Regions from separate parts of the Homo sapiens genome. Here region 1 is linked to region 2. Evidence: read pairs that join two places in POLR2A ChIA-PET (ENCODE). Cell type or tissue: HCT116. All regions are shown on one strand. Links, peaks and the distances in the headings refer to the core of each region. The heading gives the core; the rest is flanking DNA.

Region 1 (16,579 bases), core at 6,635-10,634, 200 kb after region 2:
GACCCCCCCCCAAACACTGCCGCACGGGCCTGGCCATGTCCACTAAGCTCAGGGTTCCTGGTACCAATGGCTCCTGCTGGGCACGGTGTGGGCTGGAAGGTCCACCCTGCTGTTACCGGCAGCCTCTGACTGTGCCCCTTCTGGTGGCGGGAGGCTCCGGCCCAGCGGCCAGTCAGCAGGGTCAAGGAGGACGGGGGTTCCTACGCCGGCTAAGCTGTGTCCCCACTGCCAGGACCCGTCTCAGTGGGGGAGCCCCGTTCTACATGCCCCCCCCTCAGCGGCCCTGTGCACCCACAGGACCGACTCCCCTCTCCCCCCGGTCTGTCCTCAGCCACACGCACAGATGGAGGAACGTGGAGCAGAGGGTGCCGTGTCCCAAGCCCAGAACCAAGCCTGGGGGCCCTGGGGCTGCAGAGCGACACCCCTCCTGGCTCCCGAGTCGGGGACCTTCAGAACGTGGGATCCAGGACCCAGGTAGAGGCTCTCACTGCCCACGGAACAAACCAGGGTCCAGGTGGTTAGTGAGGGGCTCCCGCGCACCAGGCAGGACTGCGTGTCTGGGCCAGTGCGCTGAGCCCTCTCGGTCAGCCTGCGGGAGCCTCTCTTCCCTACATCTCAGCCTCACTGTCACCTCGGCCCTGCTGAACAGGTGCCACCCCCGCGAGCAGGGTCTCAAACCAGCTCACTCTGGAAGGCGCTGGGAGAGGCTCAGACCAGCTCACTCTGGAGGGCGCCGGAAAGGGCCCCGGCCTCACTCTGGAGGGCGCCGGGAGGGGCCCCGGTCAGGGCAACGCTCGCCCAACCTTAGGAGGTTGAGGCCGTCGCACCCGTGTTCCCCTGGGCCCCCACCCCTCCCTCCAAGAGGCCCAGAAGCACAGGAGGAAGGTCACGGGGCGTCCCTCCTACCTGTCCCTCAGGTTGTCGATGAAGCGCTTGGTGAAGGACTTGACTTTGTCCACGAGGGCCCCGTAGGGCTTCAGCCTCAGGGCCACGCTCTCAGAGGTGTCCAGCACAAAGAACAGGTCCACGGGGCAGTCTGGCCGAAGATGGAGGAGAGGGGCCTTCAAGCTCTCGCCCCATTCCCCGAGTCTCTGCTGGGCCTGCCCTCCCGGCCAGCCCAGCGCCTGCAGCACAGAGCCCCGGGCCCGGAGAGGCTCTCCCGGGAAAAGGCAGCAGGACGTCCCTCGGTGGGGACGGTGGGGAGGGGGTGGAGTGAGAGACCCCAAACCGCTCCTGTGCCTCGAGGGGAGTCAGAAACCTTCACAACCTCCCCCGAAGGGCAGGGCGTCCCCGGCACGGGACCGGACAAGTGAGACCTCACGGGAAGGTTTCTCGCTGGATTCAGAACCAGCAGCGCACGACTTCTTCTAGAACGGGGGTCGGGGGGGCCGTGCGTCTGGACTCACTGCCAGGTGAGGGGTCAAACGGATTCACGGGGCGCCGAGACAGCCCCGCACCAGCTCCCCCTCGCCAGGGAGCCCCTCCCGAGCTGCCTGCGGTCCGGCCCCGCTGAGAATGCTGAATGCTGAGCCTCTAGGGGCCCCGGCCAAGGCCCGGTGGGGCAGAGCTGGGCGCTGCAGCCGCCCCGAGCGGGGAGTGGGGTTCAGGGGCTCCAGGCCCCCAGTCTGCAGTTCCACGCGTGGGAGGGGACCCCGCGCATCTGGCCCTGGCCGGCAGCAAAGAGCGGGGGGTCTGGAGCCTGCACCCCAAGCCACCACTCACCCTGGAAGGCCACGGCCCTCGGGGTCTCCGGCTCATCCTGCGCGGCTGTCCAGCAGGCCTGCAGCAGCAGGGGCAGCAGAGCACGGGCCGCCCTCATGTCTGGGGCCTGCGGTCACCACACAGCGCGGCCAGGGCAGAGTGGGCCGCCGCCGCCGCCCAGAGACCGAGGCTGCCTTCTGCTCCCAGCCAGAGTGAGAGCGGAGGGCAAGGAGGGGAGGGGCGGGGCGAGAGGGGCGGGAGGGGAGGGGAGGGGCGGGAGGGGAGGGGAGGGGCGGGGCGGGAGGAGAGGGGAGGGGAGGGGAGGGGCGGGAGGAGAGGGGAGGGGCGGGAGGGGAGGGGCGGGGCGGGAGGGGAGGGGCGGGGCGGGGCGGGGAGGAGCGGCCCATGAGTCACCACCTCCTTGCTGGGGTCTCTCCCTCCAGAACCGGCAGCAGCTCCGAGCCCAGGGAGAAGGCGGTTTCCCTGGCTGGCTCGCCGCGGCCTGCAGTTCAGTTCCCGTGTCAGGGAGGAGGAAACTGCAGCAGCTGAATCAAACGTCTGAAAACCAGCGTGTCACCCAGGGAGAGTTCCTTGAAACATCTTTCGGTAGTTTCCAATCCAGACGTCTCCATGCGGGACGCACGGGCAGGCTCACTCGCCTCTTCCCACCAACCGCCTCCTGCAGAGGACCTCGCCGTGAGCTGAATTGTTGCTTTATCAGATCTCCGCGTTCTTTTTTCACGTCAATATTTCTTCACAGTATAGTCGGATACGTATTTGCCAAAGATATTTCAGTTTGTACCGTGGGAAGACAAAGTTGCTCACAATATAGTTGTTATATATGCTGTGTGTGGAGACAGAGAGACAGAGACAGAGAGACAGAGAGAGACAGTGAGAGAGAGACAGAGAGACAGAGACAGAGAGACAGACAGAGACACAGACAGAGGAGAGACAGAGACAGAGAGAGAGACAGAGACAGAGAGAGACAGAGAGACAGAAAGACAGAGAGAGACACAGAGAGACAGAGGAGAGACAGAGACAGAGAGACAGAGACAGAGAGACACAGAGAGACAGAGAGACAGAGAGACAGAGACAGAGAGAGAGACAGTGAGAGACAGAGACAGAGAGACACAGAGACAGAGAGACAGAGAGAGACAGAGACAGTGAGAGAGAGACAGAAAGACAGAGACAGAGAGACAGACACAGAGAGACAGAGGAGAGACAGAGACAGACAGAGAGAGACAGAGACAGAGAGAGACAGAGAGACAGACAGAGAGAGACAGAGAGAGAGACAGAGACAGAGACACAGAGAGAGGAGAGACAGAGAGAGACAAAGACAGAGACAGAGAGACAGAGACAGAGAGAGACAGAGAGGAGAGACAGACAGAGACGGAGAGACAGAGACAGAGAGACAGAGACAGAGAGACAGAAAGAGAGACAGAGAGAGGAGAGAGGGGCTGTCCCTGATATCACCTGGGGGTGGGCTCCAGATGTGGCCAGATGCATCCCTGGCCCACAGAAGGTCCCAGAAGAGCTTTCCCAAAGCTGGAGCTGCTGAGACTTGCCTAACACCAGCCTAAATGTCTTATAATTTTAAAACGTACACAAATTGTTCATACCAAAAACCATGTTAAAGAAACATTTGAAAAAACCTTTAAAATTGATACTTAATTCCACAACTCCACAGTGACTGTTTTTGGATTGCCTTCAATATTTTCCCCACACCTACGTTACAGAAGTTGTAAAGTACTTCTCCTTCTTTTCCTCCTCCTCCTCCTCCTCCTCCTCCTTATTATTATTATTATTATCTAAGGGGCTCACTCTGTCATCCAGGCTGGAACGTAGTGGCCTCATCACAGCTCACTGCAGCCTCAGTCTCCTGGGTTCAGGTGATCCCTCCACCTCAGCCTCCCGAGTAGCTGGGATCACAGGCATGTGCCACCATACCCAGCTAATTTTGTATGTTTTGTAGAGATGGGGGTCTCACGATGTTGCCCAGGCTGGTCTCGAACTCCTGGACTCAAGTGGTCCTCCTGCCTCGGCCTCCGAAAGTGCTGGGATTACAGGCATGAGCCACCGTGCCTGGCCTTGTACACTTACTGTACAGTCAATTTACCTGCCACTGATGTCATCCACACTGTGGCTGTGGGTGCTGAGGTTTGGTGCTGCCTGCTTGGAGCTGTGGCACCAGCCTCTGGGCTCCTGACTCAAGCACAGGGGGCTTCAGGACCTCCGTGTTCTCTTGGCCTCTCCCAGTCTGAGCTGTTTTATCTGCAAGGAGTGCTTGCAGATTTGGGAAAGGAAATAGGAACACGTTGTGTAAGCAAACACCAAGAATGCAGCATTCCCTGCAGTGAGGGTCCCACCACAGGCACACAGCAGCAGGTGGCTGACACACGGTCTGTAAGATGGAAGAGATGCGGACGCCCAGGGACAGGTTCACGGGGCCCAGTGGCCAATGGCCTGTTTTGCCTTGCAGAGGTGGTTTCATAAGTCAGTTCACAGTATACCACCGGCTCCGCCAGCAGGTCCGCGGGGTGGGTGCGGCGGGAGCTGTGGAGATGCGTGGGAATAACGCCGACACCCCAGGCTGCAGCATCCTGAGCTCCAGGGCCGCGGTCCGACTCCTCCCCCGGTCCCAGGCTTCATCCTGGCCTGGGCTTCTCCGAGGCAGGGCTGGGGCCGCACTGTGTGAGGGGCTCAGGCTCAGGGCGGTCCCAGGCCTGGGTGGGGCCCAGAGGTGCCTCTGCTTCACAGGAAATCTGCAATGATGACTCAGAGTAAACTTGACTCTTTCTCTTATGAAGAAGATACATGTTCATCATAGCGAATTTTTTAAAATCATAAAGCAACATCTAGTTTCACTACCGAGTGGGATTCAGAGCTAATACTTCAGTGTGTTTCTGCTTAAGCGTTTTTCTTTTTTTTAGATGGAGTCTTGCTCTGTCGCCCAGGCTGGAGTGCAGTGGCACAATCTCGGCTCACTGCAACCTCCGCCTCCCGGGTTCAAGTGATTCTCCTGCCTCAGCCTCCCAAGTAGCTGGAACTACAGGCACATGCCACCATGCCCAGCTAATTTTTGTATTTTTAGTAGAGGTAGGGTTTCGCCATGTTAGCCAGGCTGGTCTCAAACTCCTGACCTCAGGTGATCCGCCCTCCTCGGCCTCCCAAAGTGCTGGGATGACAGGCGTGAGCCACCGTGGCCACCGTGCTATAAGTGTGTTTATAGACGTGCTGTCGCCTGCTCTGTGCACCGTACCGTGAGCGTGTTCATAGACGTGCAGTCGCCTGCTTTGTGTTCCTTCATGCACTTTCATCAGGGATCTTTTCTGATTGTAAGTGATGCTTATGTCTCAGGGAGAACATGAAAACCACATAAAGCATGAAAATAAAACATCCTGAATCCCAGTCCTGGCTGAGCTTACTGTTGTCATGGGGCTGATTTCCACAACCTGCCCCACCCACAGCGGGTGAGCTCCCTCCGCTCCCCCCCTCCTCTCTCCTGTCCCCTTTGCTCCCTCTTTTCTCTTCTCTCCCCCTCCCTCCTCTCACGCTCAGTCCTCTCCCTCTCCCTCCTCTCATGCTCACTCCTCTCCCTCTTCCCTCCTCTCCCCCTCCTTCCTCTCACGCTCACTCCTGTCCCCCTCCCTCCTCTCTCCTGTCCCCTCCTCTCCGCCTCCCTCCTCTCATGCTCACTCCTCTCCCCCTCCCTCCTCTCACGCTCACTCCTGTCTCCCTCCCTCCTCTCTCCTGTCCCCTCTCCCCCTCCCTCCTCTCACGCTCACTTCTCTCCCCCTCCCTCCTCTCATGCTCACTCCTCTCCCCCTTCCCTCCTCTCCCCCTCCCTCCTCTCCCCCTTTTCCCCTCTCTCCCCCTCCCTCCTCTCACACTCACTCCTCTCCCCCTTCTTCCTCTCTCCTGTCCCCTCCTCTCCCCCTTCCCTCCTTTCCCCCTCCCTCCTCTCACACTTGCTCCCCTCCCCCTTTCCTCATCTCCCCCTCCCTCTTCTCCCCTGTCCTCATTCTCCTCTCCGGCTCCCTACTCTCCCCTTCACCGTCTCCCTCCTCTCTCCCATCCCCTATTCTCCTCCTCCCTCCTCTCTCCCCCCCTCTCCCCCTCCCTCCTCTCTCCCCCTCCCTCCTCTCTCCCCCTCCCTCCTCTCTCCCCCTCCCTCCTCTCTCCCCCTCCCTCCTCTCTCCTGAAGTTACCCAGGTGTCTCTGGCACATGTCCACCCCCAAGCCCCCATCCAGGCCATTCCTGCAGGAGATCCTTCTCCCATGGGGCTCCACCCCCCAACCCCAGCCCAGTCGGCTTCCAGGATCCTAGGAAGCACAGAGCCAGGAAACCACTGCCCTGGGGGGCCTCCCAGAGAGCTGCACTGCAGGGTCTGGCTGGGAAGGGCCCTGCAACCCCGCCTGTGTGTGGGGGGAGGTAAATGCACTTCCAGAGAAAGGGAAGAAGGGGGCGAGCCACATCCCCTCCCTGGCGACCTGGCTGTCCTTTCTCAGGCCTGCCGGCCCTTCTGTGGATGGGGACTCTGGGCCCAGTCTGGGATCCCAGAAGCAGCTGTGGGGAGCAGGACTTACCCCACTGTGCCAGTCGTCCACAGCCCTGGGGGGATCTGAGTCTCCAGGTGTGGGAAGGGAGAGGGTGGGAGAAGGGAGAGAGTGGGAGGAGGGAGAGAATGGGAGGAGGGGAGAGGGGGTGGGAGGAGGGAGAGGGTGGGAGGAGGGAGAGGAAGAAGGATGGAGGAGAGGGCCTTGAATGTGCAGTGTCCCTGGCAGGGCCTCTCTGACTCCTGCGGGTGGACCCGAGCCTCCTCTTCCAGCAGGACCTGGCTAAGAGGGGATGAGGATGGAGCATGAGGTGGGCTTGGTGGAGGAAGCTGTCCCGGGAGGCAGGGGAGGGCAGGGCTGTTTCTGGAACCTGCCTGCCCTCCACCCCCACCCCCACCCCCACCCCCATCAGGACCCTGCGTTCAGGGAGAGGAGCCCCCCAGTCCACCTTGAGGAGCCCTGGTGCCTCCAAACGTCAGCGCGGGGAAAAGGGGAATTATCCACCGCTGTCCTGTGTTAGTGGTTTTCTTAAACCCATAAAAGTGGTGGAACGGGAAGGAAAGACCATCCCAGGAAACTGCCTTTGTCCACAGGGAAAGTTGCAGAGGAGACTCAGTGCTGCTGGTGGCTGGTGGGAGCCCCAGGGCTGCTGGCCCAGGCCCCGCTTCTGTCCTTCCCCTTTTGGACCAACCGTACCCCCTCCCCTGTTGTGGGAAGTCAGGGACCCCAAATGGAGGGACCGGCTGAAGCCACGGCAGAAGAACGTGGATTGTGAAGATTTTATGGACACTTATTAGTTCCTCAAGTTAATACTTTTATAATTTCTTATGCCTGTCTTTACTGCAATCTCTAAACATAAATTGTAAAGATTTCATGGACACTTATCACTTCCCCAGTCAATACCCTTGTGATTTCCTATGCCTGTCTTTACTTTAATCTCTTAATCCTGTCAGCTGAGGAGGATGTATATTGCCTCAGGACCCTGTAATAATTGTGTTAACTACAAAAATTGTACAGCATGTGTGTTTGAGCAATATGAAATCTGAGCACCTTGAAAAAAGAACAGGATAACAGCAATTGTTCAGGGAATAAGAGAGATAACCTTAAACTCTAACCGCAGGTGAGTCAGGCAGAACAGAGCCATATTTCTCTTCTTTCAAAAGCAAATGGGAGAAATATCGCTGAATTCTTTTTCTCAGCATGGGATATCCCTGAGAAAGAGAATACGCACCTGGAGGTATTGGCTTATAAACAGCCCCCCCAGGTGGGCCTGTCTCTTATGGTTGAGGCTGCAGAGATGAAATAAACTCCAGTCTCCCATAGCGCTCCCAGGCTTATTAGGAAGAGGAAATTCCCACCTAATAAATTTTGGTCAGACCGGTTGATGTCAAAACCCTGTCTCCTGATAAGATGTTATCAGTGACAGTGGTGCCCAAAACTTCATTAGCAATTTTAATTTTGCTTCGGTCCTGTGGTCCTGTGATCTCGCCCTGCCTCCACTGGCCTTGTGATATTCTATTACCCTGTTAAGTACTTGCTGTCTGTCACCCACACCTATTCACACACTCCCTCCCCTTTTGAAACTCCCTAATAAAAACTTGCTGGTTTTTGCGGCTTGTGGGGCATCACAGATCCTACCAACGTGTGATGTCTCCCCCGGATGCCCAGCTTTAAAATTTCTCTCTTTTGTACTCTGTCCCTTTATTTCTCAAGCCGGCCGACGCTTAGGAAAAATAGAAAAGAACCTACGTGATTATCAGGGCAGGTCCCCCGATACTTCCCCACCCACACCCACACGGAACTCCCAACCCCAGCCCCAAGGCAGGGTCCCACTTCCCCCTTTAAAAATCTTTTTCCTCCCAGGTCTCTCAGCCACCCCCTCTCCTATCACCACGGCCGGCCAAGCTCTGCGCCACGCGTCAGTCGCCTCCCTGCCCTACCCAGGGCACCCGAGATGTGGAGGACCTGCCCTCCATGGGCTCCAAAAACCCAGGCCCCAGCTGGGGAAATTTTCTAGACAAGGAGGCCTCGAGACCCACGCAGTGAGGGTGGACGGCGGAGGGGACGGTGCTTCTAGCCCCGCAGGGCCCGGCTGCAGTGCTGAGACTGGGCCCCGCCCTCCACTCTCCAGGCGCTGGCAGGAGCTCGCTCGGGGCTGCAGGTCTGTCCTCCACCCCCAGGAAAGGCTGGGAGGAAACTCATCCAGGGATTTTCCATCCCATAAGCTCTTTTTCCACAGAAGTCCGAGTGCCTTCGGGGAGGGAGCAGGACAGCTGCGCCCACGGGCAGGGGACAGGCCCTGCGTTTGTGCCCGGAGGGCAGGTGGTGGGGGCTGTCCGTGCCCCCTCCCCAGTGACTGTGGAGTTTCCGGAACGCCGTCCGGCGACTCCCTCCCAGGGTGTGGTGTTGGAAGGCGGCACCCACTATAAACACCGAGGACCCAAGCCCTCCAAGCATCTGTGGAACAAAGACTTTTTTTATTTCTTTCTACTGCCTCCACTATCCAGTGAATTTTCCTCCCAACTTAGAACATGACTCATCAAGGAGGACCCTGTTTCCAGGGGTTACACATGCGGTTTCCGCGGTGGTGGCCCTGTACGGCCAGTGGAAGTGGCACAGGGACAGAGAGGCACATGCCGGCCCCTCCAAGGGCCCAAGGGGTGCACGCGGCCCTCGGCTCCTGTCCCGGCACCTGGGCATGGCGGCCATCCCCTCCCCTCCCTCCTTTGTGGGGGGTGAACCCATCTCCATCTCCTCCTCCCTGTGAAGGTCCAGGGGTCTGGCTGGCCCGCGTGTTTGCTGGGCACCTAGGGCAGGGCGGCGTCTGGCCCCAGCCTGTTTGCGGAGTGTGAATGAGTCCGCTGGCCGGAGGCAGCCTGCGGTTGGATCTCCCCGGGCTTCGGGTGGGGCGGGTCCCAGGGCCGCGGGTGGGGAAAGTGCAGCCCATCCTGGTCCCAAGCGGGGGTGCGACGGCTCAACACTGGTCCTTGTGAGTCAGGCTCTCCCTACAGGACGTCCCCCAGGTGATCGCTGGGGCCTCGTTGACCACGGGCCTCCCCAGTCGCCAACGGGAAGGCAGAAGGCAGAAAAGAGGCCAGCCGGGAGGCGGCCGTTGCCACAGGAGCCCGCGGCGCGGGGAGGACGCCTCGGCTGCAGGCGGGGCTCCTGGCAAGCGTCGGGGACGCGGCCTCCCACCGGTCGGGTCGGGAGGGAGCAGGCTTCTGGGGAGAGTGGGCGACCTCGGCGATCCAGGAATCGGTCTGCGACAGACTGACTCCTAGATAGGAAAACACACGTTTCCGGCAGCATCGCCTGTAACTGGAAAGACACAAGGCTCAATGCCGGGGACTGGTCCGTCAATCACGGGCCCTGGGACAGTCCTGCGGCCCCCAGACAGCGGCGAAGAAAGCTCTGCGCGCCCCGGTTTGTTCCGGGAGCGCCTCTGGGAGCCGCAGGCTCTGGATATCAGAGGGAGGGCGCGACCCCGTGGCGGGAGCCGCAGGGTGCTGGGGTTGCGTTCCCGCCCTCTCTGCGTTTCCTTTAGTGACTCCCGCTAAGAGGGGCTGAGGCGGAAACCCCCGCACTGAGTGTGAAACTCAGGAGCTCGCTGAGGCCCCCTGGTGCTTCCCGGGGCCGCGTGCATTGGCCTGATTTCATTTTGTTCCGTTGCCTGTAAGCTGAGAATTTCATTTTCTGGTGAGAATCCGCCATAGAAGCTCTGGTTCTGGGAACTGTCATTTCAAAGAGACGCAAAAAAAAAAAAAAAAAAAAAAAAAGACTGAAAGACTGTCTCGATGGCGCTGTGATCTCGCTGGGTTGAGAGGCCACTGCCCTGAAACCCAGGGCCCGTGAGGCAAAGGGTGGCGGGGGGTCCAGGGCTGCCCAGCGCTGGCAACACAGAGGCTCCCCCAAGCCATGCCGGGGGCTGGCACCGCCTCCTGAGGACCCCCGAGTGGATCCCTCTCCCAGGCTGGCATCACGCCCCATCCCGTGGCTCCCGGGCGCCCATCAGGGGCTGGTCCAACACGCCCTCCAGGGAGGGCTGGAGACTGCAGAAGAGCGCTCTGAGCCCGTCTGACCGCACGGGGTGGGCTCCCGCCGCAGGCAGGCCCGGCCCCCGGGACACGGACGCGGCAGGGACGTCCCCCACGGCACGGGGCCCGCAGCCCCTAGAGCTGGGCCCCGGAGGCGGCTGCGAGGCTGCGGGGCTGGACGGGTTAAGCCTTTCCCGTTACCTCATGCTGGCCTCCGCCTCTGAACATCTGGCAGGAATATTTCTTTACAGCCGTCTGAGCTGTGGGGGAGTCTGGCTGCGTTCCCAGAGCCTTTTCCTCAGATTTCAGCGGAATGGGGGAGCCAGCAGGAGCCGGCGTGGACCCCAGGGAGGAGGCTTCCCGGGAAGGGACGGCGCTGAGGCCGCACCTGGCCCCCAGAGCCCACCCTGAAGGCTCCCGGGCAGCCAGCGCATTCCTGCTGACGAGAATCACTTCCGGCGCCGCTGACCCGGCCCGGGAGACCCTGTTCCGGCGCCGCTGACCCGGCCCGGGAGACCCTGAGATGTCTGTGGGCAGCAGTGGGAGCCCTCGGGTGGGGTTGCCGAGGCTGCGGAGGGCCAGGGCTGCACGAGTGGCACAGCTCAGACCTGGGGTCCCTGTGTGAGACCCCGCACCCCGGGCCGGGGCCCGAAACTCCCTCCTCTGTGCCCCCATCATGGCTTCTGGGCCCAAAAGGTCGTGGGGGGAGGGGCGGGCTCCCGAGCACTGGGTTTCAAGCCCCGATGCTGTCGGTCCTGCCGGCCCCATGCTCAGACACCCGGTTCCCTTCGCAGCGCAGGGCAGGGCCCAGGGGCTTCTAGGACCTGGTCTCGGAGCTCCACACAGGCCCTCCCCCGGCAGTGGGGAGCTCAGCTGCGGGGGCTGCCCCATGTCCCGCTCACCCGCCGGCATGCAGCAGTTTTAACGAGGCTGGGGCAGTAGGGAAGAAAGGGTTAGGATCCCTTACAGACCAGCAGCCCCCACTCCGGCTGGGTCCCAGAGAGACGGGGGCGGGGGGCTCCTTGCCACTCTGCAGGGAGCTGAACATGGGTGGTCACAGTCCCACATCACCCCACTCCTCAGACACCCAGAGGGTTTCCACGCAGGACCACAGCATCTGTAGGGGGCCACTCAGACCCTCCGTCTCTCTGCCTGACCACACCGTGGCTCAGAGAAACTGCTGGCATCCTGCCTGGTATACCCCAGGCTGGATGTGCCAGGAAAGCTGGGGCAGTCAGAACTGGGTGCGGTCCCAGCTCTGTCACCCACTAGTTGCCTGAGCTCGGGTCGGGACACAGGCTCCCAGAAGCTCCGTTTTCTCAAGTTGTCAAGAGAATGTCCACTCTGTCGGTGGGAGCTGATGGAGGGAGTAACAGTGACAGAGCTGGGGCTCCCATGAGGCCGAGGTCCACAGGCCCGGGGCTCAGAGACCAGTCCAGATGGACGCAGCACACAGCTGCCAGGGGCCCGCCCACCCAGCCCAGCTTCCCAGCATCTGGTTTCCATTGTCCCCACATGGGAGTCACAGAGCCTGGGGCCGAGTGCCTGGGTAACATCTGGGCTTCTCAGGAACACTCACACTCCCTGGGCCAATCAAACCCCAAAGAGAGGGTGCGGTGGGAACGCGGCTGGTCTGTGGAAAGAGACCTCATCTCCGTTCAGGGCCTCCAGGCCTCAGGGCCATCTCAGTGCCCACCTTACGGAGCTGTGGCTGGAGGCTCTGGGATCAGGACAAACTGGGAGCGAGACGCAGCCATCCCTGCTCTGGGCTGGGTCTGGGGTCCCAGGGTGCCAGCCACAGCCAGGCCGGAGGGCCCAGAGCAAGGCCCTCCCAGGTGCCCGGCCTCTGGAGTCCCCACCCTTGGGAGGCAGAGACCCTCGCGTTCAGCAGGGTGACCTCCGTGATCTAGGGCTCCTGGGCTACTGCCAGTTCCCTCCCCAAACATGTGACCCCAAAAGCATCAGGATCTGAGGGTTGTTTCAGAGCTGGGGGAGGGGTTGGGTGCTCTTTTGCCCTCAGGAGAGCAGGCCCAGTACTCAGTGAGTGCCCAGGGGTGAGGAGGGCTCAGGAGGCCAGCGCCGGGCCATCAGCCTCTGCACCCCAGGGTCTGAACTCAGGGTCTGAGCGAGTCCAGGGCTGCCCTGCAGTGACAGGGAGGGCCGAGGGTGGCAGAACTGGTGATGGTGGCTCTGGAGATGGCGGTGGGGGAAACGGGGGCAGGCAGCCTGGCTTTGGGACCCCAGGCCCCAAGGTCACAGTGACCTGTAGCCTGCTGGGTCCAGATACACAAGCAATTGTCACAGCCTAGCAGCTGGGGGGCTCTAGGAGGGAGGCTGGGGCTGCACAGTGAGGGGCAGTGCGGGGTGTGGGACACGGTTTCTGGAGTCTCTGCTCCCCCAGCCTCGTCCCTGCACAATCGCAGGCCCCCTCCTCCCCTCCCACTGAAGCTCACTCCAGACAGCTAGGTTGACAGCTGGGTGGGTGCCCCTGGACCCTGAGGCTGGTGAGGCTCCTGCGGACGCCATGGAGGGATGGTCAGGGGCGCCCTCTGCTGCCCATGGGCACCAGTGCAGGACGGTCCCCCGAGGGGCCCAGAGCCAGCACTGTCCCCTTTCCGTGGCCTCCCCGCTGGCCCCAGATGCCTGGGTCCACCGGTGCCTGGGAGACTCTGGCGAGGCTTCCGCTGGGGTCAGTGGATTTGCCACCCCCTCTCTGTCCTGACCCTGCCGGAGGCCAGTGAGGGAGCAGCTGGAACAGGGAGCCCTCCAGGCCTGCAGGCAGCGGCTTCCCTTGGCTGCAGGGACTGGGTGGGAGCCGGAGCCTGGCCCGGAGGCTGTGGGGTGCAGGAGGTGCGAGGAGCCCTAGGCCAGGGTCACAGCCCAGGTAGGAGGCATCAGGGCCTCCGTGGTCGTTGTTTTCAGCAGAGACCTCGGGGGAGACGCAGTGCCTGCCAGAGCCCACTGCAGTGGTCGGCTCCAGTTGCCCCAGGCCAGGCTACGCCTGGGCGTTTCTCCAGGTCTCCTGAGAACCCCTTTCCCCTGATAATGGGAACAATCCCCTCACCTTCCCCTTTGCAGAGGCAGGAATGGTGCTGGCTCACTGTTACATTATTCTCTTACCTCTTTGTCTCCTTTAATTTGACCTTTCCTGACCTTGACGTTTTTGAGACGTTTAAGCCACTTATTCTGTAAAATGCATCTCAAGTTGGGCTTGTGGGGCCGTTTCTCATGACCAGGTCCAGGCTGTGTGTTCCGGCCGGAATTCCACAGTAGTGCTGGGGGCCCTCGGGCGGGAGTCAGAGGCTGCTGCTAATGGGAGCTTCGATTTAGGGCAGCTTGAACCTGTGCTCCCAGGTGGCTGTCCTTAAGCTCTGGGCTCCAGTAAACTCTATGCTTAATCATATTTTCTGAGTCTGGTAATTTAAGACGGACAATGATATCCCTGTCTATCATCCGTCTAATTTTGTTATTCATCTATTGACCTCCAGCTACCATCCCTCAGTGTACTGGGGCTGCTGTAATGAAATGCCATACCGTGGGAGGCTTCCATAACAGAAACTAATTTTTTCATAGTTCCGGAAGCTAGAAGTTCAAGGTCAAGGTGCTGTCAGGGTTGGTTTCTGGTGAGGCCTCCCTCCCTGGCTTGCGTACAGCTGCCTTCTCATTTCTTCACATGGCCTCTTCTCTGTCCACTTGCAGAGAGAGAACAATCTCTGTGTCTCCTCTGAGAAGGACACCAGTCCTGTCAAATTAGAACCCCACCCTTATGACCCCATTTAACCATAACTACCTCCTTACAGGTCCCATCTCCAAATGCACTCACATTAGGGCTTAAGGGCTTTGACATATGAACACGGGAGGGACACAGTCAGTCTGTAACACCACTGACCCATGCACACCTGTGTGTCTGCTTGGCTGCCTTCCCGCCACTGTAACACCTTTTCAGAGAGTGGAGACCAGACCCCCACCAGCCACAGTGTAATTGTCTATTTGCTGCATCCGAGAATACACAGAAAGCAGCTTCAGGGTTGCTAATCCCTACCTGTGTGAAAAGCAAACCTACTGTGTAGAGCTTATTTATAATTTTTTAATAATATAATTATATATAAATAGATAATTATACAATTATAATATTTACTTATAATTTTGAGGGATCTTTGGCCTATGAGTACATGGTCAAAATACTTTGTTCAAAAATTTCTTTTTTTTTTTTGAGACAGAGTCTCGCTCTGTCACCCAGGCTGGGGTGCAGTGGTGCTATCTCGGCTCACTGCAACCTCCACCTCCTGGGTTTGAGCGATTCTCGTGCCTCAGCCTCCCAAGTAGCTGCACCTGCACCTGCAGGTGCCTGCCACCATGTCTGGCTAATTTCTGTATTTTTACTAGAGACAGGGTTTCAGCATATTGGCCAGGCTGGTCCCGAATGCCTGACCTCGGGTGATCCGCCGACTTTGGCCTCCCAAATTACAGGCATGAGCCACCATGCCTGGCCTGTTAAAAAATGTCTTATCCTCCCCTTTCCCTTGCATCCAGTGTGCTTATATTATCCATTTGAAATGAAATGAGTGTCGATTCCATTTTGTTTCCCCACGCTTATTGGTTTCAGTTATTAGTTTCTGAGTAGGGGAGACAATAACATGTTCTGAAGTTTGGAGTTACAGAAGGGTTTGCTCACGCAGTGGTCACTCCCGTCTCCCCCTCCTTTCTGCCCTGCCCCACCCACCTCCTGGAGGCAACCAGACATTCTCAATTCTCATTTAGCCTTTCTGTGTTTCTTTTTGCAAAAGTAAAATGATGCATGTATATTATTTTCTTATTTCTCTTTTTTCTCACCCCAAATAGCCTACTATAATCTTTTGCTCTTTGCCTTTTTTCATCACTTAACAACATACATTGAAATCACTCCGTGTTGGGTCATAGAGACCATCCTCATTCTCTGTGCAGCTGCATGAAGGCACTATGTGGCAGTACCTTAGCTTAGCCAACACACGTCTACACAGGAGCATTTAATTTTTTCCGGTATTTCACAACCACCAATTATACTGCATCAAATGACCTTGTGCCTACAAGTCTTCCTATCGTTGGAGGTTTTCTTCGGTGTGAATTCGTAACGTGGAGTTGCTGGGTCACGGAGTTTTATCGGATTGAACTGCCTTCCGCACGGCTGTGCAGCTTGGAGTCGTCAGCCAGTGAGAGGCCACGGCCTCATCAATACTGTAACTGTCACAACACGAGATTGGAGAGGACCTCTCACTGTAGTTTTAATTTTTATTTCTTATTCCAAATGAAGTTGAACAACTTTTCATATAATTAAAGATCTTTTTTTTTTTTTTTTTTTGAGACGGAGTCTCGCTCTGTCGCCCAGGCTGGAGTGCAGTGGCGGGATCTCGGCTCACTGCAAGCTCCGCCTCCCGGGTTCACGCCATTCTCCTGCCTCAGCCTCCCAAGTAGCTGGGACTACAGGCGCCCGCCAACACGCCCGGCTAATTTTTTGTATTTTTAGTAGAGACGGGGTTTCACCGTTTTAGCCGGGATGGTCTCGATCTCCTGACCTCGTGATCCGCCCGCCTCGGCCTCCCAAAGTGCTGGGATTACAGGCGTGAGCCACCGCGCCCGGCCTAAAGATCATTTTTATACATTTTTGGAGAAATGATCTATTCATGTTTCATGTCTTTTGCCCATTTTTCTGTTGAGTTTTTGATGTTTTCCCCCTCAAATATTGAATTTTTTAATATATGGAATATTAGCTATGCATCTGTGATTGTGCAGCACACACCTTCTCCTCGTCTCTCAATTTTCCTTTGCCTTTGTGGTGTTTTGGGCCATGCAGAATGCTATTATTTTCATGTAGTCAAATTAATCTTTTGTTTTGATTCCTAGAAAAATCTTTCCTCATATTCAGGGTATGGAGGAATTCACCTGTATTTCCTCTAGTACTTGTTTCATTTTTTACATTCAGATCCCAAATCCACTGGGGTGTATTCTTGTGTATGGTGTGAGGTGTGTGTGCCGGGGAAACTCTAACCCTGTTTCTCCTCTGCTCTCACACCACAACAACCGTCAACATGGAAGAAGACTTCTGCAACCAAATGTGCAGAGGTTTCCCCACACATCAGGCAGCGGGCACCTCTAATTCAGTTCCAACGCTGCCTGCCCAGAGCTAGTTTCACCTCCTACAGTGTAAGGGGTCCGTCCCCAAGACCACTCCCTCTTTCCCACCAGTGGCAAGTGTGGGCCTCTGGAGCCTCTGACCAACCAGCTTCCAGCTGGAGTTTGATTAATTTGCT
Region 2 (10,027 bases), core at 1-4,000:
AGGCTGGAGTGCAGTGGCAATGATCATGACTCACTGCAGCCTCGACCTCTGGGGCTCAAGCAATCCTCCTACCTCAGCCTCCTGAGTAGCTTGGACTACAGTGCTTGCCACCATGAGCGGCTAGTTAAAAATTTTTTTTTTTTTTTTGTAGAGACAGGGTCTCCCTATGTTGCCCAGGCCAGTCCCAAACTCCTGGGCTCAAGCAATTCTCCCACCTTGGCCTCCCAAACCATTGGGATTACAGGCTTGAGCCACTGTCCAGCTGGATTTATTTTTAAAAAATAGAATCATTGATTCAGAAGGCAGGAGTAAATGGTTTTTTGTTTGTTTGTTTTTGAGACACAGTCTGGCTCTGTTGCCCAGGCTGGAGTGCAGTGGTGTCATCTTGGTTCACTGCAACCTCTGCCTCCTGGGTTCAAGCGATTCTCCTGCCTTGCCCTCCCCAGTAGCTGGAATTAAAGGCACACACCACCATGCCTGGCTACTTTTTGTATTTTTAGTAGAGATGGGGTTTTGCCATGTTGGCTAGGCTGATCTTGGACTCCTGATCTCAGGTGATCCACCCACCTCGGCCTCCCAAAGTGCTGGGATTACAGGCATGAACCACTGCACCTGGCCATGTATTTCTTTTTTAAAAAACTTTTAAGTTCAGGGGTACAAGTGCAGGCTTATTACATAGGTGAACTTGTGTCATGGGAGTTTGTTGTACAGATTATTTTGTCACTCAAGTATTAAGCCTAGTACATTCGTTATTATTCCTGATCCTCTCCCTTCTCTCACCCTTCACCATCTGGTAGGTCTCAGTGTCTGTTGTTCCCCTCTATGTGTCCACGTGTTCTCGTTGTTTAGCTCCCACTTATAAGTAAGAGCATGTGGCATTTGGTTTTCTGTTCCTGCATTAGTTTGCTGAGGACAATAGCCTCCAGCTCCATCCATGTTCATGCAAAGGATATGATCTCATTCTGGTTTTTTTTTTTTTTTTTTTTTTTTGAGATGGAGTTTCACTCTTGTTGCCCAGGCTGGAGTGCAATGGCACGATCTCGGCTCGCTGCAACCTCCGCTTCCCGATTTCAAGCAATTCTCCTGCCTCAGCCTCCCAAGTAGCTGGGATTACAGGCATGCACCACCATGCCCAGCTAATTTTGTATTTTTAGTAGAGATGGTTTTCACCATGTTGGTCAGGCTGGTCTCGAACTCCTGACCTCAGGTAATCCACCTGCCTTGGCCTCCCAAAGTACTGGGATTACAGGCATGAGCCACTGCTCCCGGCTGATCTCTTTCTTTTTTATGGCTGCATAATATTCCATGGTGTCTATGTACAACATTTTCTTTATCCAATCTACCACTGATGGGCATTTAAGTTGATTCCGTGTCTTTGCTATTGTGAATAGTCTGCAGTGAACATATGCGTGCATGTGTCTCTATAATAAAATGATTTATATTCCTTTGGGTACCATTAATGGAACCCAACCAGTAATGGAATTGCTGGGTTGAATGGTATTTCTGTTTTTAGGTCTTCGAGGAATCGCCACACTGTCTTCCACAATGGCTGAACTAATTTATGCTCCCACTAACAGTGTATAGGCGTTCTTTTTCTCTGCAACGTTGCCAGCATCTGTTGTTTTTTGACTTGTTAATTATAGCCATTCTGACTGGTGTGAGATGGTGTCTCATTGTGGTTTTTATTTACATTTCTTTAATAAGCAGTGATGTTGAGCCTTTTTTCATATGCTCGTTGGCTGTATGTATGTCTTTAGAAAAGTGTTCATGTCCTTTGCCCACTTTTTAATGGGGTTGTTTGTTTTTTTCTTGTAGATTTCTTTAAGTTCCTTATAGATGCTGAATATTAGACCTTTGTCAGATGCATTAGTTTGTAAAAATTTTCTCCCATTCTGTAGGTTTGCTGTTTACTCTGTTGATAGTTTATTTTGCTGTGCAGAAGCTCTTTGATTAGATGCCATTAGTCAATTTTTGCTTTTGTTGCAATTGCTTTTAGCATCTTTGTTGTGAAATCTTTGCCCATCCCTATGTTCTGAATGGTATTGCCTAGGTTGTCTTCCAGGGTTTTTATAGTTTTGAGTTTTACATCTAAGTCTATAATCCATATTGAGTTGATTTTTGTATATGGTGTAAGGAAAGGGTCCAATTTCAGTCTTCTGCATATGGCTAGCCAGTTATCCCAGCACCATTTATTTAATAGGGAGTCCTTTCCTCATTGCTTGTTTTTGTCAGATTTGTTGAAGATCAGGTGGTTATAGGTGTGCAAACTTATTTCTGGGTTCTCTGTTCCGTTCTATTGATCTATGTACCGTGCTGTTTTGGTTATTGTAGCTCTGTAGTATAGTTTGAAGTTGGGTAGTGTGATGCCTCCAGCTTTGTTATTTTTGCTTAGGATTGCCTTGGCTATTCGGGCTCTTTTTTGGTTCCATATGAATTTTTAAACAGTTTTTTTCTAGTTCTGTGATTAATCTCAATGGTATTTTAATAAGAACAGCATTGACTCTATAAAATTACTTTGGTCAGTATGACCATTTTTATGATATTGATTCTTCCTATGCATGAACATGGAATGTTTTCCCATTTGTGTAATCTCTGATTTCTTTGAGCAGTGTTTTGTAGTTCTCCTTGTAGACATCCTCCACCTCCCTAGTTAGCTGTATTCCTAGGCATTTTATTCTTTTTGTGGCAGTTGTAAATGGGAGTTCATTCCATTTGATTTGGCTCTTGTCTTGATTGTTGTTGGTATATAGGAATGTTAGTGTTTTTTGCACATTCATTTTGTATCCTGAGACTTTGCTGAAGTTGTTTATCAGCTTAAGAATCTAGGTTGAGACTATGGGATTTTCTAGATATAAGATCATGTCATCTGCAAACAGGGATAGTTTGATTTCCTCTCTTTCTATTTGGATGGGCTTTATTTCTTTCTTTGGCCTGATTGCTCTGATCAAGACTTCCAATACTATGTTGAATAGGAGTGGTGAGAGAGGGCATTCTTGTCTTGTGCCAAGTTTTGAGGGGTTGAGTTTTGATGTTGGTTGTGAGTTTGTCATACATAGCTCTTACTATTTTGAGGTATGTTCCTTCAATACCTAGTTTATTGAGCGTTTTTAACATGAAGGGGTGTTGAATTTTGTTGAAAGCTTTTTTTGCATCTATTAAGATAATCATATGGTTTTTGCTTTAGTCCTGTTTATGTAATGAATCGCATTTATTGATTTATGTTGAACCTACCTTGCATCCCAGGGATAAAACCTATTTGATTGTGGTGGATAAGCTTTTTGATGTGCTGCTGGATTTGGTTTGCCAGAATTTTGTTGAGGATTTTTGCGTCAATGTTCATCAAATATATTGGCCTGAAGTTATCTTTTTTTGTTGCATCTCTGCCGGGTTTTGTTATCAGGATGATGCTGGCCTCATAGAATGAGTTAGGGAGGAGACTCTCCTCCTCAACTTTTTGGAATAGTTTCACCAGGAATGGTACCAGCTCTTCTTTGTACATCTGGTACAATTCAGCTGTGAATCCATCTGGTCCTGGCTTTTTTTGGTTGGTAGGCTATTTATTACTGACTCAATTTTAGAGCTTGTTATTGGTGTGTTCAGGGATTCCATTTATTCCTAGTTCAGTCTTGGGAGGGTGTATGTGTCCAGGAACTTATCCATTTTTTCTAGATTTTCTAGTTTATGTGTATAGAGGTTTTCATAATATTTTCTGATGGTTGGTTGTATTTTTGCGGGGTCAGTAGTAATATATCCCTTATTTCTGATTGTGTTTATTTGAATCTTTTCTCTTTTCTTCTTTATTAGTCTAGCTAGTGGTATATCTATTTTATTAATTTTTTCAAAAAACCAGCTCCTGGATTCATTGATGTTTTGAATAGTATTTTGTGTCTCAATCTCCTTCAGTTCAGCTTTGATTTTGGTTATTTCTTGTTTTCTGCTAGCTTTGGGATTTGTTTGCTCTTAATTCTCTAGTTCTTTTAGCTGTGATGTTAGGTTGTTTGACTGAGATCTTTCCAACTTTTTGATGTGAACATTTAATGCTATAAATTTCCCTCTTAACACTGCCCTAGCTGTGTCCCAGAGATTCTGGTATGTTGTATTTTTGTTCTCATCAGCTTCAAGGAATTTCTTGATTTCTGCCTTAATTTCACTGTTTACCCAAAAGTCATTCAGGGGCGGGTTATTCAATTTCCATGTAATTGTGTGGTTCTGAGTGAATTTTTTAGGCTTGATTTCTAACTGGGTCCGTTGTCGTCTGAGAGATTGTTTGTTATAATTCCAGTTGTTTTGCATTTGCTGAGGAGTATTTTACTTCCAATTATGTGATTGAATTTAGAGTGTGTGCCATGTGGCAATGAGAAGAATGTATATTCTATTGTTTTGGGGTGGAGAGTTCTGTAGATATCTGTCAGGTACATTTGATCCGGTGCTGAGTTCATGTCCTGAATATCTTTTTTAATTTTCTGTCTCAATTATCTGTAATACTGTCAGTATGGTGTTGAAGTCTCTCACTATTATTATGTGGGAGTCTAAGCCTCTTTGAAGGTCTCTGAGAACTTGCTTTATAAATCTTGGTGCTCTTGTGTTGGGTGCATATATATTTAGTGTAGTTAGGTCTGCTTGTTAAATTGAGCCCTTCACCATTGTGTAATGCTCTTCTTTGTCTTTTTTGATCTTCATTGGTTTAAAATCTGTTTTGTCAGAAACTATGATTGCAACCCTGCAATCATAGTTTTCCATTTGCTTGGTAGATTTTTCTCCATGCCTTTATTTTGAGCCTATTTGTGTTATTGCATGTGAGATGGGTCTCTTGAAGACAGCATACCAATGGGTCTTGGTTCTTTATCTAGCTTGCCATTCTGTTTTTTTTTTTTTTTTGTTTTGTTTTTTGAGACAGAGTCTTGCTCTGTCTCCCAGGCAGGCTGGAGTGCAGTAGCACAATCTCGGCTCACTGCAACCTCTGCCTCCTAGGTTCAAGTGATTCTCCTGCCTCAGCCTCCCAAGTAGCTGGAATTATAGGCACCCAACACCATGCCTGGCTAATTTTTCTATTTTTTAGTAGAGATGGGTTTTCATCATGTTGGCCAGGCTGGTCTTGAACTCCTGGCCTCAAGTGATTCACCTGCTTCAGCCTCTCAAAGTGCTGGGATTACAGACATGAGCCACCATGCCTGGTCTGTTTGATGACCTTGAGGTTTTGATTGTGGTATAAGGTGGATTCAGCCAACTGGCTTCATTTATGGAATATTTAAGGGGCCAGTGCCCAGCTGCCAACTCCTGGACTCTGCATGCTCTAGCTCTGGGGGACTTGTTTTGGGCCCTGACTTTGTTCTCTGGCTCCTTGAGGTTTGGAATCCACTGCACTGGGGGGCTGAGGTACTGCAGCTACAGCAGAGTGGCTGGCAGATGCAGAGTGCCTGCCTTCCTGTGGGGGTTCACCACAGTGGTGGAGGCAAAGCAGCTGGGGTGGGGATGGGGGGCTCCTGTTGGAGACTGTGTGCAGTTACTCTGGAGGTACTATAGGCATGGGTGGGGTGCTGGTTGGCACAGGTCTAGGTGCCTTTTCTGTGCCCTGCAAGCAGGAGTGATCGCTCAGGGTGGGGGAGGATCCACTGTTCTCTGCTCAGTGTTAGGTCAAAGGCAGGGTTCTGGCGGGTATGGGGCTTGCTGGCTCTGTGTCTGCCAAGGCTTCACCTGCAATGGAAGTCTGTAGGGAAAGGGGAGGCCCACTGGACTCCTGCATGCTGGTGGGGGAAGGAAATCAAAACCCACCTGTGCAGACATCAGCAGAGTGATGTGGGGAGTTGCCTGGGCCCAGGGGAAGCTACAATATGAGGAGGGAGCAGGCAGGCTGGTGTGTGGCCGTCGGGGCTGTCTCACTGGAGCTCTCCACTGGCCAGGCACAGTCTGCTGGCACAGAAGCTATGGTGAAGACCCCCAGGGCACCCAAGACTGCCCTGCAAGCAGGCATGGCCAGGCTGGGGCCCCAGGAGAGGCCAGCAGACGAAGGGGTGCTCAGGTTGGACTGGTCCCATCTGATGGGTAAGACCACCCTGCAGAGAACAGGTCTGACAGTTCCCCTAGGTCCAAAGTCTCCTGTGGGAGCAAATCAAGCCTGGGGGACGGCCGTCCCTGGCTGTGTTCCTGCACCAGACCCTCTGGGTTCTGCTTCAGCTGGCTGCTGCCCCCATCACTTCTCTAAGCAGCTCTCCCTGCCAACTAGAGTGTCCATGGTGGGCAAGGGGTCTCCCCCAGCTGGGGTTCCAGAGGCCCATGGCAACAGTGGGTTGCTCCTTGCCCGTTTAACTCCCCCATTTCCCCAGAGCTGTTGTGGGTCCAAAAATGAGCACCAGTGCTCAGTAGTCCCAGGCAGGTTCCCAGCTTTCTCCCCTTCAGCCCAGCTTCTGTGTGCTCCCTCCATCTGCCCTCAGCACCTTCCCTCTGAAGATGTGTTAGAAGCTCACCAGTCATCTCAGGCCCTCCGTGGGAGCTGTATCATCTGGCTGCATCTGGCCGGCCATCCCGCCCTTCCAATCCACATGAACTTCTTATTTCTGTCTTTGTCCTTATTACTCAGAACTCGGGCCTTGGCCTTGACTTTCATGGGGCCTCCTCCAGGGAAGGTGAGAGAGGGTTTTGGCCGCATCCTGGTCCTCCTGACCAGCTGTGGGAAGGACCAACGGTCCCATCTGCCCAGAGGAGGGAGGTTTGCACAGGCTGGATGCTGTGGAAGAGTCCTTCCTGTTCTTATTTTTGGAAAACAGAAAATTTGAGAAATGGCTCATCTTGTTCGGTGTTTGTGAGCCTATCTCTGTACCAGTGGAGGTATCTCAGCTTCTTGCCAGGGACCGTATCTGGTATCTTGCTACGCTGCACAGCCACTGGGTTCTGCACACCCTGCCTCTTGCTCTCCACCCCACCGCCTCGTGCTCTGCACACACCCCTGCCTCATGCTCTCCACCCCCATCTTGTGCTCTGCACACCTCCCCGCTTTGTGCTCTGCACAACCCCCGCCTCACGCTCTGTGCATCCTCCGCCTCACGCTCTGTGCATCCCCCGCCTCACGCTCTTTGCATCCCCCACCTCACACTCTGTGCATCCCCCGCCTCATGCTCTGCACTCCTGCCTCATGCTCTGTGCATCCCCCGCCTCATGCTCTGCACTCCTGCCTCATGCTCTGTGCACACTCCTGCCTCGTGCTGTGTGTTCTTGATCATGTTTGGATGAGACTTTGTGCAATTATTTTTGGCCTGGCCATGGTTTTTTTTTTTTTTTTTTTTTTTCTGGGGGTTATCTTTGTAGGAATTTGACATCAGAGTTGTGACAAATTTTGAAACCTAATTGAGCATCTTTTAACCTGTTCTACGGTTCCAGCCTCATTTGTATGATGTCGGGATTATGACTTGTTTGGGAACTTGGCACACTCACCCACAGACCATCCAGGCCTGCAGCCCTCTGGGGAATAATCATTTCATAACTTTTAGATTTTCCTTCTTTGTGTATTGGTTCATTTAGGTTTTCTACTTCTTATTGAGTCACTTGAAAGTAATTTTCCAGGCTATCTCCTTTTATTGAAATTTTAATTAATACATAATTGTACATAATATTCTTTTATAATTTGAAAAGTGTCTGGGGTGGGGGGTCTGTGAAGCCTGAGGACTCCAGGCCTCCCACGTGGCAGGAGGCCGGGCACACGCTGATGACTTTGCTTCTTTCGAACTTTTTTTCCTTGGAAAACATTTCAGAGGGAAGATTAGTTGGTTCCTTTGTAGGCACATTTTTTTTTTTTTTTTTGAGATGGATTCTTGCTCTGTCGCCCAGGCTGGATTGCAGTGGCACGATCTTGGCTCACTGCAAGCTCCAGTAGGCACATTTTAAGGTATAATTTTTTGATATGGCTCCGAACACTTTCTCTAATATGTATTTGCTTTATTGCTAGGAGAATACACATGACATGGAGGTAGAATAGAATTTCATAAGCCATAAAGGCATAGATAAGCTAAATTTGGCCAGGGATTGGGGAAATGCCACATGACCTCATCAGCCTGGTTGGGGAATATTCAGTCCTCATGAGGGTGTGGGGCCAGGAGGTGTTGGTGGGCATGGACCCTCCCCCTTGGTGTGGAAAGCAAAGAAAGTGAACACACCTGAGCCCAGCGTCAGACCACAGAGGATGTTCACAGAGCAGGAGGCTCCTCCCCATCCACAAAGGATGTTCACAGAGCAGGAGGCTCCTCCCCATCCACAGAGGATGTTTACAGAGCAGGGAAGCTCCTCCCCATCCACAGAGGATGTTCACAGAGCAGGAGGCTCCTCCCCATCCACAGAGGATGTTCACAGAGCAGGGAGGCTCCTCCCCATCCACAGAGGATGCTCACAGAGCAGGGAGGCTCCTCCCCATCCACAGAGGATGTTCAGAGAGCAGAGGGCTCCTCCCCATCCACAGAGGATGTTCACAGAGCAGGAGGCTCCTCCTGGACCACAGAGGATGCTCACAGAGCAGGAGGCTCCTCCCCATCCACAGAGGATGTTCACAGAGCAGGGAGGCTCCTCCCCATCCACAGAGGATGTTCACAGAGCAGGGAAGCTCCTCCCCATCCACAGAGGATGTTCACAGAGCAGGAGGCTCCTCCTGGACCACAGAGGATGCTCACAGAGCAGGAGGCTCCTCCACATCCACAGAGGATGTTCACAGAGCAGGAGGCTCCTCCTGGACCACAGAGGATGCTCACAGAGCAGGAGGCTCCTCCCCATCCACAGAGGATGCTCACAGAGCAGGGAGGCTCCTCCCCATCCACAGAGGATGTTCACAGAGCAGGAGGCTCCTCCTGGACCACAGAGGATGCTCACAGAGCAGGAGGCTCCTCCCCATCCACAGAGGATGCTCACAGAGCAGGGAGGCTCCTCCCCATCCACAGAGGATGCTCACAGAGCAGGAGGCTCCTCCCCATCCACAGAGGATGCTCACAGAGCAGGGGGCTCCTCCCCATCCACAGAGGATGTTCACAGAGCAGGGGGCTCCTCCCCATCCACAGAGGATGCTCACAGAGCAGGAGGCTCCTCCCCATCCACAGAGGATGCTCACAGAGCAGGGGCTCCTCCCCATCCACAGAGGATGCTCACAAAGCAGGAGGCTCCTCCCCATCCACAGAGGATGCTCACAGAGCAGAGGCTCCTCCCCATCCACAGAGGATGCTCACAGAGCAGGGGCTCCTCCCCATCCACAGAGGATGCTCACAGAGCAGGGGGCTCCTCCCCATCCACAGAGGATGTTCACAGAGCAGGGGGCTCCTCCCCATCCACAGAGGATGCTCACAGAGCAGGGGCTCCTCCCCATCCACAGAGGATGCTCACAGAGCAGGGGGCTCCTCCCCATCCACAGAGGATGCTCACAGAGCAGGGGCTCCTCCCCATCCACAGAGGATGCTCACAGAGCAGGGGGCTCCTCCCCATCCACAGAGGATGTTCACAGAGCAGGGGGCTCCTCCCCATCCACAGAGGATGCTCACAGAGCAGGGGCTCCTCCCCATCCACAGAGGATGCTCACAGAGCAGGGGGCTCCTCCCCATCCACAGAGGATGCTCACAGAGCAGGGGCTCCTCCCCATCCACAGAGGATGCTCACAGAGCAGGGGGCTCCTCCCCATCCACAGAGGATGTACACAGAGCAGGAGGCTCCTCCCCATCCACAGAGGATGCTCACAGAGCAGGGGGCTCCTCCCCATCCACAGAGGATGCTCACAGAGCAGGAGGCTCCTCCCCATCCACAGAGGATGCTCACAGAGCAGGGGCTCCTCCCCATCCACAGAGGATGCTCACAGAGCAGGGGCTCCTCCCCATCCACAGAGGATGCTCACAGAGCAGGGGGCTCCTCCCCATCCACAGAGGATGCTCACAGAGCAGGAGGCTCCTCCCCATCCACAGAGGATGTTCACAGAGCAGGGGGCTCCTCCTCATCCACAGAGGATGCTCACAGAGCAGAAGGCTCCTCCCGGGAGGCCAATTACAGCTGTGTGTTTGCACGGAAA

The links. ChIA-PET counts read pairs that join two places held together with the same protein. Peaks named below come from ENCODE experiments on the same cell type or tissue, not always from the same donor. Only the 100,000 strongest peaks of a DNase experiment are listed, where the experiment ranks them.
Region 1: POLR2A ChIA-PET joins it to region 2 with 5 read pairs; 3 of 35 experiments call an interaction of 5 or more read pairs at or near these places.

What each region holds. Positions count from the first base shown.
Region 1 is chr21:45,967,091-45,983,669 of GRCh38, reverse strand. LOC101928796 (a long non-coding RNA gene) reads right to left here and starts at 10,700. Exons shown (of 2, transcript NR_109931.1): 1 at 10,494-10,700; 2 at 8,717-9,576. It overlaps COL6A1 (collagen type VI alpha 1 chain), which reads right to left and starts at 1,900. Exons shown (of 35, transcript NM_001848.3): 1 at 1,723-1,900; 2 at 907-1,036. The coding sequence starts at 1,819. LOC105372841 (a long non-coding RNA gene) reads right to left here and starts at 5,165. Exons shown (of 3, transcript XR_937803.3): 1 at 4,961-5,165; 2 at 3,818-4,463; 3 at 2,104-2,380. RefSeq lists enhancers at 419-1,279, 1,280-2,142, 8,833-9,633, 9,943-9,992 and silencers at 10,253-10,322, 12,961-13,255. In HCT116, for the core only: a CTCF peak has its summit at 9,880; DNase peaks (open chromatin) are centred at 8,729, 9,219, 9,599, 9,869 and 1 weaker place; H3K4me3 peaks cover 2,089 bases; H3K27ac peaks cover 2,554 bases.
Region 2 is chr21:46,169,196-46,179,222 of GRCh38, reverse strand. The region is part of intron 2 of SPATC1L (spermatogenesis and centriole associated 1 like); the gene reads left to right. Among named protein-coding and RNA genes, the nearest start is that of SPATC1L, 10 kb to the left of the region's middle. RefSeq lists enhancers at 8,032-8,532, 8,533-9,033. In HCT116, for the core only: no CTCF peak of the experiment used is centred there; no DNase peak of the experiment used is centred there; H3K27me3 peaks cover 871 bases.